Regions from separate parts of the Mus musculus genome. Here all the other regions are linked to region 1. A link is a contact called in ENCODE POLR2A ChIA-PET data. All regions are on one chromosome and are shown on one strand. The core of a region is the stretch at or near the end of the contact, and the rest is flanking DNA. Distances in the headings are between cores, read along the strand shown.

What was found. ChIA-PET counts read pairs that join two places held with the same protein, here RNA polymerase II (POLR2A).
Region 2: POLR2A ChIA-PET joins it to region 1 with 43 read pairs in embryonic stem cell. The contact joins the promoter of Zbtb3 here to the promoter of Eef1g in region 1. POLR2A ChIA-PET finds 5 or more read pairs at or near these places in 4 of 5 experiments (Patski and embryonic stem cell).
Region 3: POLR2A ChIA-PET joins it to region 1 with 20 read pairs in embryonic stem cell. The contact joins the promoter of 1700023D09Rik here to the promoter of Eef1g in region 1. POLR2A ChIA-PET finds 5 or more read pairs at or near these places in 4 of 5 experiments (Patski and embryonic stem cell).
Region 4: POLR2A ChIA-PET joins it to region 1 with 66 read pairs in embryonic stem cell. The contact joins the promoter of Snhg1 here to the promoter of Eef1g in region 1. POLR2A ChIA-PET finds 5 or more read pairs at or near these places in 4 of 5 experiments (Patski and embryonic stem cell).

The regions. Positions count from the first base shown.
Region 1 is chr19:8,965,751-8,968,906 of GRCm38, forward strand. It overlaps Eef1g (eukaryotic translation elongation factor 1 gamma), which reads left to right and starts at 1,291. Exons shown (of 10, transcript NM_026007.4): 1 at 1,291-1,475; 2 at 2,466-2,624. The coding sequence starts at 1,464. Tut1 (terminal uridylyl transferase 1, U6 snRNA-specific) reads left to right here. Exons shown (of 9, transcript NM_197993.3): 9 at 1-460. The coding sequence ends at 410.
Region 2 is chr19:8,801,099-8,803,798 of GRCm38, forward strand. Zbtb3 (zinc finger and BTB domain containing 3) reads left to right here and starts at 1,450. Exons shown (of 2, transcript NM_001098237.2): 1 at 1,450-1,587; 2 at 1,876-2,700. The coding sequence starts at 1,927.
Region 3 is chr19:8,755,644-8,758,520 of GRCm38, forward strand. 1700023D09Rik (RIKEN cDNA 1700023D09 gene) reads right to left here and starts at 1,326. Exons shown (of 2, transcript NR_132423.1): 1 at 1,142-1,326. It overlaps Nxf1 (nuclear RNA export factor 1), which reads left to right and starts at 1,460. Exons shown (of 21, transcript NM_016813.2): 1 at 1,460-1,616. The coding sequence starts at 1,589.
Region 4 is chr19:8,722,041-8,725,133 of GRCm38, forward strand. It overlaps Snhg1 (small nucleolar RNA host gene 1), which reads left to right and starts at 1,447. Exons shown (of 10, transcript NR_002896.3): 1 at 1,447-1,466; 2 at 2,101-2,149; 3 at 2,363-2,443; 4 at 2,632-2,681; 5 at 2,974-3,006. It overlaps LOC115489078 (a small nucleolar RNA gene), which reads left to right and starts at 1,953; the gene lies at 1,953-2,024. LOC115489084 (a small nucleolar RNA gene) reads left to right here and starts at 2,211; the gene lies at 2,211-2,285. LOC115489083 (a small nucleolar RNA gene) reads left to right here and starts at 2,492; the gene lies at 2,492-2,561. It also overlaps LOC115489082, LOC115489081 and a transcript of Slc3a2 not described here.

The DNA of each region.
Region 1 (3,156 bases), core at 41-2,540:
CCATGAAACCTGAAGTGGCTGGAGAAGGGTCTCAGGGTGAGACAGGGAAGGAGGCATCACACCCATCATCAGTGAGCTGGCGCTGTGCCTTGTGGCACCAAGTATGGCAGGGGAGGCGGCGTGCCCGGAGACGATTACAGCAACAAACCAAGGAAGAAGGTAGAGGAGGTCCCACCACAGGAGCAGAGTGGCTGGCAATGGAAGCTCGTGTGACCCAGGAACTAAAAGGACCCAATAGTGAGCAAGAGAGGCCGCCGGGGGAGCCCCTCCTCAGCTTTGTGGCATCTGCCTCCCAGGCTGAGCAGACACTCACTGTGGCCCCACTCCAGGACTCCCAAGGCCTGTTCCCTGGTCTTCATCATTTTCTACAGGGTTTTATCCCTCAAGCACTTAAAAATCTCCTCAAGTGAGGAACCAAACCTCAAAAACAATAAAGCTGCTAGTTTATTTCATACAGACATTTAATGTTCTTTTGCATACTCCCTCATAAGACCATTACGAGGTCTTTGTTTTCCTCCTGGTAACGCCTTTTTTCTTTGCCTCAATGTAGCTTCTGGCCTGACTACTCTAAAACAGTCCTATGACTTCCACTTCAGAGCTCTCCTTCCCACTTGCCAGCACTTTCCTAGGGAGTGCCACCTCCACGAGGCAAAGGCACTGATTTCTGAGAACAACCTTTGCCCACACGAGACTTGTCCTGCTGCTCCAGGTGATGGGAACCACAAATTTGGGTTTAGGGTTTGTCTTTTCTATCCTTTAACGTGAAAGAGAGTTCAAATTGCCCATAAGCTGGAGTCAAGATTTATTTTCAAATTTGGATATGTGTAAACTATTGTATCAGAACTGGGCTGCCTTACCCGACCCTCTGGGGCGCAGCCAAGCCTGAGTGGTGCTGGTGACGTGGCAAGTTGGTCCGTGCTGCTTTGTTGTGTAAGTTTTAACAGCACGGAGTTTAATCGGAGCAGACCTACTTTCAGATGTTTTCGGCCGTGGGCCCCAGCTGAACAGACAGACCCTTTACAGAAAAAACCCGAACAGGAACAAAAGGAATTCAGTAAATTGCCACCCCTTCCTTAAGGCAGTTCCTGTAGTTTGTCACGGGTTCCAGATACCAGCCTTCGAGGGGCGGTGCTTCCGCCGGGTTCTCACACTTTTCCCCTCCCTGGGTGAGCTCCGTCTCCTATCAGGCTTCCGATTGGTCGGCGACGCGGGCGGGGCAGGATCGTCCAGAGTTATACTACGCAGGCGCCCGCTCTCTGCGCTCCAGGCTGCGGGCCCCACCCCTCGCTTTTTCCAACTCAGCGGGGCTGTAGACGGAACTGTCGTGCGTATGCCTTTTATGCCGTCCTCGCTTTCCGGCCGCTGTTTCCACACTGCTCTCTCCTTTCCTCCTCCCTTGTCTCCTTTGCGGCTTACTTTGCGGCAGCACCGACAGCCCCACCCCCTTTCTCTGCGGAATCACCATGGCGGCTGGGGTAAGTTTGCCGGCTCCGGTGATTAGGGTCACCCTATCCACCGCCATCCTTTGCCTGAGTGGGGCCAGTCGGCGCCAGGGGAGTTTCAGACCCAAGCCGCGAGCCGATCTGGGGTTCACAAGCCGTACGGTCGGAGAGCATGGTTTCTAGGGCCTGGAGGGGAACTGAGGCTGGGGCTCAGAGGCTAGAGGTGGAACGTTCTGGGGTTGAGGAGAAAAAAGATGCTGGGTCTCCATTGTCTGGACCTTTAAAAAGTGTTTAACCTCACTGCCATTTTGAGGTGTGGCGTCTGAGCAGGTTGGTGGAACTTTTGCCACCGTTTTGTGGGACAACAACGAGGACGTGGAAAGGAGAGGGTCTTTGTGGGAAGGGGCGACTGGCACGTTGGGAGTTGACCTTCGGGGAGGTTTGGGAGCCAGAGGAATAAAGGGGGGGTGAAGTGAGCCCATATGGACCCTGCTGGTGAGATTTTAGTAGGGAGACAACTGGGAACTCACTGCAGGACAGGACCAGAGGGTTGCTAATTCGCCATGTGCAAAGAAAGGCATTTCAGGAAGAATAACTGATGAACATTAGAATTCAGCGTGTCGATTCTGAGGGGAACTTTGAAATCCCTTGGTCTGTGTGTGTGCTTTTGAAGTGATAGCAGCCTGGAAGTAGTTAGACTCCGGGTCACCGCCAATGAATGAAACAAGGGTTCTGGGAGAGATGGGTGTGAGTGTTCGTGTGTTTAGGCAGATGGGACCAGAAGTTTTGAAGGGAAGAATGCCTCTAGAGATGTCCTTAAGAGAGGTCACATCTGTCGGTAAGCTTTATTTAGCAGCTGGGATGTTCTTCTTGGTATTTCAGAGGACTCTGATTACATGGGGCATACTCGGTTCACTAGGAGTGAATCTAAGCTGTGCACATTGGAATTGCATGGAAGTGTGCGTGGGGAGTGGCATTCAGGGTTCCTTGCCTCTAGTCCATCCTTCACCCTTTCTCTTGTAGACCCTGTACACATACCCTGAAAATTGGAGGGCCTTCAAGGCCCTCATCGCTGCTCAGTACAGCGGGGCTCAGGTCCGCGTGCTCTCCGCACCACCCCACTTCCACTTTGGCCAAACCAACCGCACCCCTGAATTTCTCCGAAAATTTCCTGCCGGCAAGGTGAGTGGGGAAGCATCTGGGATCTCTAGAATTCCATTATTCTGGAGATGGCCCCCATGGTGTGTGTGTGTGTGTATTTATTTATATATATATTTTTTTAAAGAAATTTTAAGGGGCTAGGAATGTAACCTATTAAAGCCTCTGAACTTGACTGCCCAAAGGAAAAAAATAATTTTGAAAGCTCCCGGAGACCGAGGCAGGGAGATTGTGTGAAGCAAGCCTATAAGTATAGTAAGATCCTGTCTCCATTGTAATTATGAAGTTCCATTGTATTCACAGCTGTTCAGTGACTGTCAGGAGTTCCAGGCCTGGTTTATATTTGTAGGATAAAATGTATTTTCACCAGGTGTTATCTGTATGTATGTACTAAGTATGTCTTGAGAGTTGGATTCTTACCCCATAGAGCATGAGTAGAGCTAAATATCCAAATCTAAATATAGAGGCAAATGCTAAGTCTGGATGGCACCTAATGATTTGGGCAGTGAAGCTGTGGGATTGTTGGGTGGCATCCATATCTGAATTTGTTTATTTT
Region 2 (2,700 bases), core at 200-2,699, 160 kb before region 1:
CCTCTATTTCCCAAGTGTTGGGATTAAAAGAGCACATCACCTACACTTGGGTTTTATGCTGTCCAGGCTGTGCTGAAAGTTTGTTGTTCCGGCTGGCCTTGAAGTTCCGATGCTCTGTCTTCTACCTCCTGAACATATTGTGGACATGCACAACCACATGTGTATTATGGGACCAAACAGGACTATCTTTGGAGGCAAACTACCATCCTCCTCAGAACTTTAGCTGGGTCTGCAGGCAGAAGACCACCTCAGCTGTGCTTGCTGACTGTTGACTTTCCCTTATAGGATGAGGGGCTGTGGAGGGTCATGAGACCCTCACTTGAGTATCCAGTCACTTCCCTCAACCAGTTCCCTAATTGCACATGACCCCAGGATCTCCAGGGCTGGGTGTGTGTGTAATATATATATTACATATATTACCTGATTGATATACATATATATATATATATATATATATATATATATATATATATATATATATATATATATATATATATATATATATACCCAGAATTCTATAGGTGGAGAATGACTTAGGGAGGGAGCTCCATCTATATGGCTACAGGAACATTATGCTGGGTAAACCCTTTAGCCAGGGACTTCTGAAGTGGCTCACCCACACTCCTGTAAGTAACCCCTCACCTAGGCTCTGTAAGAAAGGCCAATAAGTTCTCAGGGGCCCAAGGTACTAGTGGCATAGTACCTTGGTTTATCATTGGGACCTTACAGAAGAGTTTTTTGTTTTGTTTTGTTTTCTCTACTTATTGACTTTACATTCCGATCGCAGCCCCCCTCAGGGAAAAGATTTTAACAACACAGATATCCTTAGACTCTGTCCCATTTCTGTCCTTACTAGGGCTTGCCTAGAGAACAGTCCATCATCTTCATAGAGTTAGAGGTAGTTACTAACACCACTACTGAGCCTGAACTAGTGGCGCATCCTGTAATTTTCGAGGACCAGATCTGCAAGAGTGAACTGCACTTTTGGGAGGTGTGGCTTACTGCCCACTGTTTCGGCAGAGCTTGGTCTAGACGTGGGCCTACAGGTTATCACACCATTTTGTTATAGTTCTCCTTCTAGGTAGTCCGCAGCAGAAACAGGCTGTATACTCCCGAATACACTGCGTTACTGCCAACCTCGCCCCACCCAGGCGGGTAATTTCCCTATGGGAAACAGATGAATAAGTTCAGCCAATCCTGAGGTCTCTGAGGGAAGGCGGGATGAGGAAGAAAAGTTTAGGACAGGAGCAACAACCAATTGTGAGCCTCGACGCCTGAGCAATGGCAGGGATTGCCCATTTGGAGAAGCCGGTTATCGAGGGGCGGGGTAGCTCACAGTGAGCCAATCCACAACAAGAGAGGGCAAGCTTGAGCCAATTAAGATAGCGGAGGTGGGAAGAGGCGGAGCTCTCCTAGTAGCTGCTAGGTCGTGGGTGAGGGCTCAGCTTTCTCTGCTAGTTCCTACGTTGGGAGTCCTTAGCCTTGGAGTTCGAGAGGGAAAAGCGCAGGAAGTTCCGGGTCTGGGGCGTGAAGGCATCACCCGGGAAAGCTTGGGCGCAAAAGACAGTCCTAGTTGGAGGACTCATTGTAAGGCACCGGCTGAGAATCGAGGAAGCACAGGCTGCTTAGGGGGCGGGACTTCCGGGGGCAGGGCTTTTTTTCGAATAGGGGCGGGGACGATTCCTAAGGTTAGGCTCAGGGGGCGGAGCCAACAGGTCTTTGGGTGGGATAGTGGAAAAAGAAGGGCAGTTAACTGAAACATGGTTGGGGGTGGGGGACAGCATGTTGCCAGAGGCCTTGGGTGGTCAGCTCTATTTAAGGGCTGATGTGGAGGTTGCTATGGAAGTTACCTAATTTACTGTCCTTTCTTCCCAGGGAGTCAGTGGTAGGGAACTCTCTTGGGCACCCTTCCCTCCTTGGGGTGCTATGGAGTTCCCAGAACACAGTCAGCAGCTGCTTCAGAGCCTGCGGGAGCAACGGTCCCAGGGTTTCCTTTGTGACTGCACTGTGATGGTTGGTAGTACCCAGTTCTTGGCCCATCGGGCTGTGCTGGCCTCCTGCAGCCCATTCTTTCAGCTTTTCTACAAGGAGCGGGAATTGGACAAGAGGGACCTGGTGTGTATTCACAATGAGATTGTCACGGCCCCAGCCTTTGGGTTGCTTTTGGACTTTATGTATGCTGGCCAGCTGGCCCTTAGGGGAGATACTCCTCTAGAAGATGTGCTGGCAGCTGCCAGCTACTTGCACATGAATGACATTGTTAAGGTTTGTAAGCAACGATTGCAGGCCCGAGCTCTGGCAGAGGCAGACAGTACCAAGAAGGAAGAGGAAACCAATCCTGCTAGTCTGGAGTTTTTGTCAGGCAGTTCTCGAGGCCCACAGCCTTTACTGGCATCTGTTGAACCGTCAGCCCGCTGGAACAAAGAGGAATGGAAGGGTCCAGCCACTCCCTTACCCATTGCTCATCCTGCAGATGAGCCACCAGTATCTGGGGGGGCAGACACTACACAACCAAGCATGGAAGTTGACTCATCACATCTTCGGGCACCTCCTCCACCAGTGGCTGATGTCTCCGTCTCTCTTGCCAGCCCAAGTAGCTCTACAGAGACCATTCCTGTAAACTACTTCTCTTCTGGCCTTCCAGGAGTTTCGGTGGAGCCCTTGACTCCTCTTGATGTGGTTCCTGAGAGTCTGAGGGTG
Region 3 (2,877 bases), core at 76-2,575, 210 kb before region 1:
TAGTGTTGATGTCATTTCTGGGGGGGGGGGGGGGACTTCAGCAAAAAGCTAACCACTGCCCAATACCAGAACCAAAAGGGTTAAGTCAGTGACTCTGATGGGCCCCTACTGATAGGCAGGGTAGCTCCGGAGCTCTGTACACACAACTCCCCCCTAGAAGCGAGTAGCCAAGTACAGCAGCACTTCATAAGAGTTTTCCTTTGGACTAAGTGGGTTCATAATTGGGCGGCAACTTCCAAGACAGTACCCATAAGTTTGAGCCTGTTTTGTATCTTCAAATCAAGTCATGCTCCATGCCTACCAGCACCCCATCTGCTTCCCCCTCCCACAGCAGCATCTGGATCCAAGGCTGCAATAGTCCTAGCCACACCAGAAAAGTTTCCTAGAGCTCTTGGGTTTGACATTAAAGTTTCAGTCAACACTTGGGAGTTGGAAGCAGGTGAATTTCTTGAGTTTGTGGCCAACTTGGTCTACAAAGCAAGTTTCACAGAAACCCTGTTTCAAGAAACAAAACCCAAAACTAGCAACTTTCCCTAGCTACCTACCTAGCTGACCTGGGTCTACCAATTAGGCTTCAGTATGACAGACTGAGTGAAGTGAAGATCAAGGCTTAAGGCTCACTAGATCCCTGATTTTGTTTTGAGATGGTCTATGTAGTGTTCCCTATCTCTGAACTGGACAAAGTATTGATAGTAAGACTAAAGCTTTTTTATTTTATTTTATTATTTTATTTTTTTTGGAGGAAGGGTCTCTACATAGCTCTGGCTGTTCTAGAAATTTCTATAGAGCCAAGACTGGCCTCAAACTCAAAGATCTGCCTGCCTCTGCCTTCCAAATGCTGGGTTTAAAGACCTGCTCCACTACACCCGACTTGACTTTTTTTTTCATTAGTCAATTTAAAAGACCTTTTTTCATTAGTCAATTTAAAAACCTACGAAGGACAGGATTTCGTTTAATTCACACTTGGGTTTCACACTGGGCATGATACTGTGCTGGAGGAAGAAAAGTTCGCATTAGTTAAGGTTCCTGCTCCAGTGGGGCTTACATTCCAATTTTCTATTTCGTCATAATTCGTCGTGGAGATGAGAAAAGCTAAGAGGGCATAGGCCAGCGGCTGGCAAGGAACTGAGCTGCGACTTACTCGCTGCCGGGATCCCACCGGCGGGGACTGTGGGCCGTTACTCCCGTTCAGAGGCCAGGTCTCCATTCTTGTGTGTAGCCCTCGACCCTGCTCCTCTTGAGTTCAGTGCTAACGCAGAGGGTTTAGCTCCGGGACCGGGCCAGCGAAGAAATAGGAAGGCGGGGCCGGCCGATAGGCCATCCGGCCGGAGCTCCGGCCGTGGGCGGGCCTCGGAGGGCCTGGCCACGCCCCCGAGCGGCCGCCCTGCTTCTGCGCAGGCTCAGAGAGCGCGTTCACGTCCCGCGGCACCGCCCACATCCTGGGGACGTCGGCGGCGCGCGACGTGCTTCGCCGGATAAATGCGGTGGCGCCGGTCGTAGGAGAGATTCTGTCCTGAGCGCTAAGGCTCCTTGGCGTTTGGTGGCGTCAGGTTCTGCGCCTGAGCCCGCCCCTGTACCTGCCTGTGCCATGGCGGACGAAGGGAAGTCATACAACGGTCAGTGCGGGGCCTCGGGCCGGGAGGCGACGCGGTGGGTTGGGGTGGGCGGCCCTGGCCTAGGCCTCAGCCCGGGGGCGGGAGGCCGCGAGGAGCCCTACGTCCGTAGGTAGCGGTGGCCGCGCGGGCAGGGGGCGCGGGGCGCCGCGGGACCCAGGGGCTCCAGAGTCGCCCGGATTCAGGCGTTGGAGAACCTGTGGCTCAGGGGTGGGGTGACAAGATTCCTTTCAACTTTGAGGGTGGTTGATGCCTGTCAGTTCAGTTTGGCGGCCCGACTCTTCCTTTAAATGTGAGTCAGTAGTCGCTTGGTCGTGGGCTACCCTGGTGCCCTATTTTTCTTTTTCTTTTTGTGATACGATCAGTCTGTTCTTGTAGCTTGCTGCTTATTGTTTATCAAATTTCTAGTCGGAACACCTATCCTGACATGTTAATTCATTGTGGTGGTTAGGACACTATGACAGCTGAGGTTTGAATCTGGAGTTGGCTGTACTAAACCCGAGTGAGTTAAACTTTCAGGCCTTGTTTTCCGCCTCTTTCATGTGGGTACCTGTCTCCCAAGTTTGTGTGCATGTGCGTGTGCGTTTGTGTGCGTATGAAATAATTTCTACCAAGTGCCTAGAACACAGTAACTGGAGTGGGAATTTTCTTCCGTGAACCGTAGTTTCACTGTCTCTTAATGTATTCCTTTTTACTAGGGTTGCTTGGAGAGGATCGTTGTTTAGAGGATGCTAGATATTAGGTGGATTTCTTTGAAAGTTATACCTTTTTTGTATTTGTGTAATACTGATGATTTATCCAGGCCTGAAAAATAGCTACCCAATGAACCTTTATTTTAATTCAAATATAATTACTTGGTCTCCTTTCTCTAGCCATTCCCATTGTCAACTCTCTCCCCAAATTCATCCAACATGCAGAGCCCATTTAGTGTTAATGTGTATATATTTGTTTCTAAAGCTTACCATTTGGGATTGGATAACCATTTAGGGAATTCATCCCTAGGGAAGGCTAATTCTCCCTTACAGGGTCAGCCCTAGTATCCCAGGCTGGCCTCAGTCAGTCTCCCTGTGTCAGCTTCCCAAGTTCGGTATTGCATAGACTTTTACTTTTTTTTGGGGGGGTTGGGCTCCTAGAGTTAAACTCAAGGTCTGGCAAAAAGGAAAATAAATAGAACCAAGTGTAGTAGTGCACTGTTTAAGGTAAGAGGATCAGAGGTTCCAGGTCATTCCCTGTGTGCCAGGCCTTCTGTTCTCCCACAGAGCTA
Region 4 (3,093 bases), core at 197-2,696, 240 kb before region 1:
GAGCTCCTCAAACTCCTCCTGAGCCTGCATCCCTAGGGCGGGACTAAAGGCATGAATCAACATGCCCAGCATTATTTTTTCTTAATTAAACTTTAGATGTGTATGTACCACGTGTGTGTCAGGTGCCCATGGAGGCCAGAAGTGGGTACTGGATCCCTTGGAACTGGAACTGCAGATGGCTACTAGCTGGGAATTGAACCAGGGTCTTCTGCAAGTGCTGATTTTGAAATCAGGCTGCCTGGATTTATACCTTGGATCTGATACTGTTTATCTGGGTAACAGTCAGCAAATGACTTAACCTCTCTGGGACCCGAGCTTCTCACCCATAACTGTACCTTACCACCTTCCAACTTGGATTATTAAGTGAGGTCATGCAGAAGAGCAATTAGTATGAGAGTAATGATAATTGTTCGAAAGGCAAGCTTCTGCATATAGATGTTTGCTATATGCATATGACTATAATGCTACTGCACACTCTCAATAACCAGTCTATAGCTGCGACTTAGAAAACTGGTAAATTCTAATGATTGTTCCCCCCAGAGCTCTTTATATCTAAGACCACCCATGCATAAAATGAGGGTTATCCCTAACTTTTAGGAGTGTGGAATATTAACTCATATTGGGTGCTTTAAACGGTAAGCCCAGTTGTGTGGAGAATTGTCAGCCTCAGTAGTATAGCACTTATCTACACATGCACATAGCAGCAGCTTTAATCTATAGCACTGCTAAAAACAAAACATGCAACATGCTCCATAAATGACATCTAAATGCTGGCCCTACTTCATTCAATCCGGGCCAAGAACATGGCGAAAATAGACCAGGAAGCAAAACACAAAAATCGGTCTCCAGAATGACGTAGGGCTTCTAGTCCCGACTGGGTTTCCCTAAAAGGCTTCATGCAAGGAAGCGAAAATCCAACCGAGCTCAGCCCAGGGCCCAGTACCTGAGTCGCCCGCTGCGCTGACAACCTGGACATCAAGCCCCGTCTGCGCGCTGGGCGGCTGGCGGGGAACCGAGACACCGTCGGTGGAGTGTTCAGTAGGTTCAGGATCCATAGAGATGGATCAACACGCGGCTTAGCGTGAGTGAGGGTGAGAAATCGCCTCAACGTATGGATATTGGTAGTTGTGACCCAGACAGTCGAGCTGTATGGGTCGCGAACCAAAATCTCCAGCGATGACGTTTTACCCGCAGTGAGTAAGAACCGCCTAGCCGCAGCGCCAAAGGCGTAGCGTCGCACTCCCCTAAAGCGCCTGCGCCTCTTTTTCGCGCTGCAAAATCAGAGGCGGAGCTCTCCGCACGCCCCTTTGGGCGGATTCCTCTACCCACAATTCCTCCGGCTCGCACACCGCTTACCTTAGCGCCTGCGTGAGTCCTAGTCCCACCTCCAAATCCCGTGGGCCTTTGCGAGATGCTATTTATAGGCCACACGTTGTTCTTGTCGGCCTCATTTTTCCTTGTTCGGGGTAAGTACTCTACGTCTTTATGTGCTGTAGTTTTCACTTTGTTTTTTTCTTGTCTTTCTCTTTTTTTTTTTTTTTTTGGTTTTTCGAGACAGGGTTTCTCTGTATAGTCCTGGCTGTCCTGCTGAAACTCACTTTATAGACCAGGGTGGCCTCGAACTAAAATCCGCCTGCCTCTGCCACCCGAGTGCTGCGATTAAAGTCGTGCGCCACCACGCCTGGCTCTTGTCTTTCTCTTAATCAGCTTTCCTATAACTGCGGCTGGCTTTTATCACAAACACCTATCTGTCACTGTTGTGAACCGCCGCCTGTATTTTCTTACGTAATGTTTATTTCTGGTGATTTAAAAGACCCTCGTGGGCAGCGTTAATAAATGTGGACTTTGGTAATCTGTTCCGTAGTCTTAGCGGGGAGACCATGTTAGGGCATTCAAGACCTAAAGATGACAGGATTTTGTGAAGGACAAAATGGTGGCGGCAGTGCAAGGCCACCCCCTATGATGAGGACCTTTTCACAGACCTGTACTGATATATCTGTGAGGATAAGTAACTCTGAGGAGGCTGGCCCTACATCACAGCCTTCTCATCCTTTAGAGATTTCTTGGTGTAGAAGTAACCCGATGCTAACTTCTCTACAGGTTTGAGGTGCCACCTTACAAAAGGATGGGTGTACGCTCTCTTTTCAGAGTAAGTAGTGTTAATGGTTTTACCAGATTTTTTTGGTTGTTGAGTATAAGTTGTGTGTGTGCTACGGGGATGATATGAAAACTGAACTCTCTCTTTCTGATGGTTTAGTGGAGAAAACAAAAATTCTCTGAGTAGCACAATCTGTGGCAGGTATTTGGATTGTTTGGCATAAAGTCTTTTATTGAAGTTTGGGGTTTTTTTTTTCTGTTCTAGATGTGGTTCATCTCAAAGCCCTTTACACTTTGGAGCCAGGCCTGTTCAATTTTACAAATAACACGTTTTGCTTGTAGTCAGGTAGGTATTGATGGTTGGTGCTTCCTTAGGGAACATATTTAGATGGCCACTTAATGATGAACAATGTAAATGACAAGCATATGGCTGAGTTGCAATGATGTCATCTTACTACTGAAATGGGCTGAAGAAAGAAGGTGCTGAGGTGGCTGTGATTACATTTAAAAATGACATTGTTTCTCTGTTTCCAGGGTGCTGTGACAACATGAAGAGTTCGAGCTACCTCCCAGGATGAGTGCAGGTAATTGTCCAAGTAGAGCTTAGGGTTTCCCTAGGGAAAATAGTCAAGACAGACATTGAAGCAGCACAACACTTTTTTGCTGCTTACTATTTGTATTTCTAGAGGACACATTATGTTAAGGCCTTTGTTCTCTTAAAAACTCAACTGTCAGATGATTTGAAATGATGACACTGAACACTCCGTGAAGGTGTGAATTTATAGCATGTTAGAGTTCTGATGGCAGTTAGTGCTGACAGACAGATTGTAATTCTGTCCTGATGGTTGAAAATAACTACTTGTTACTCTTCCACAGGTTTTCCTGGTGACAAATCTCAGGCATTCAAAGGTTAGTTAGATTATTTTGGATGGGGTTTGTTCACTAGGTTTGCTGTTTCTATGATGAATCAAACTAGCTCACTATGACTGCTAATGA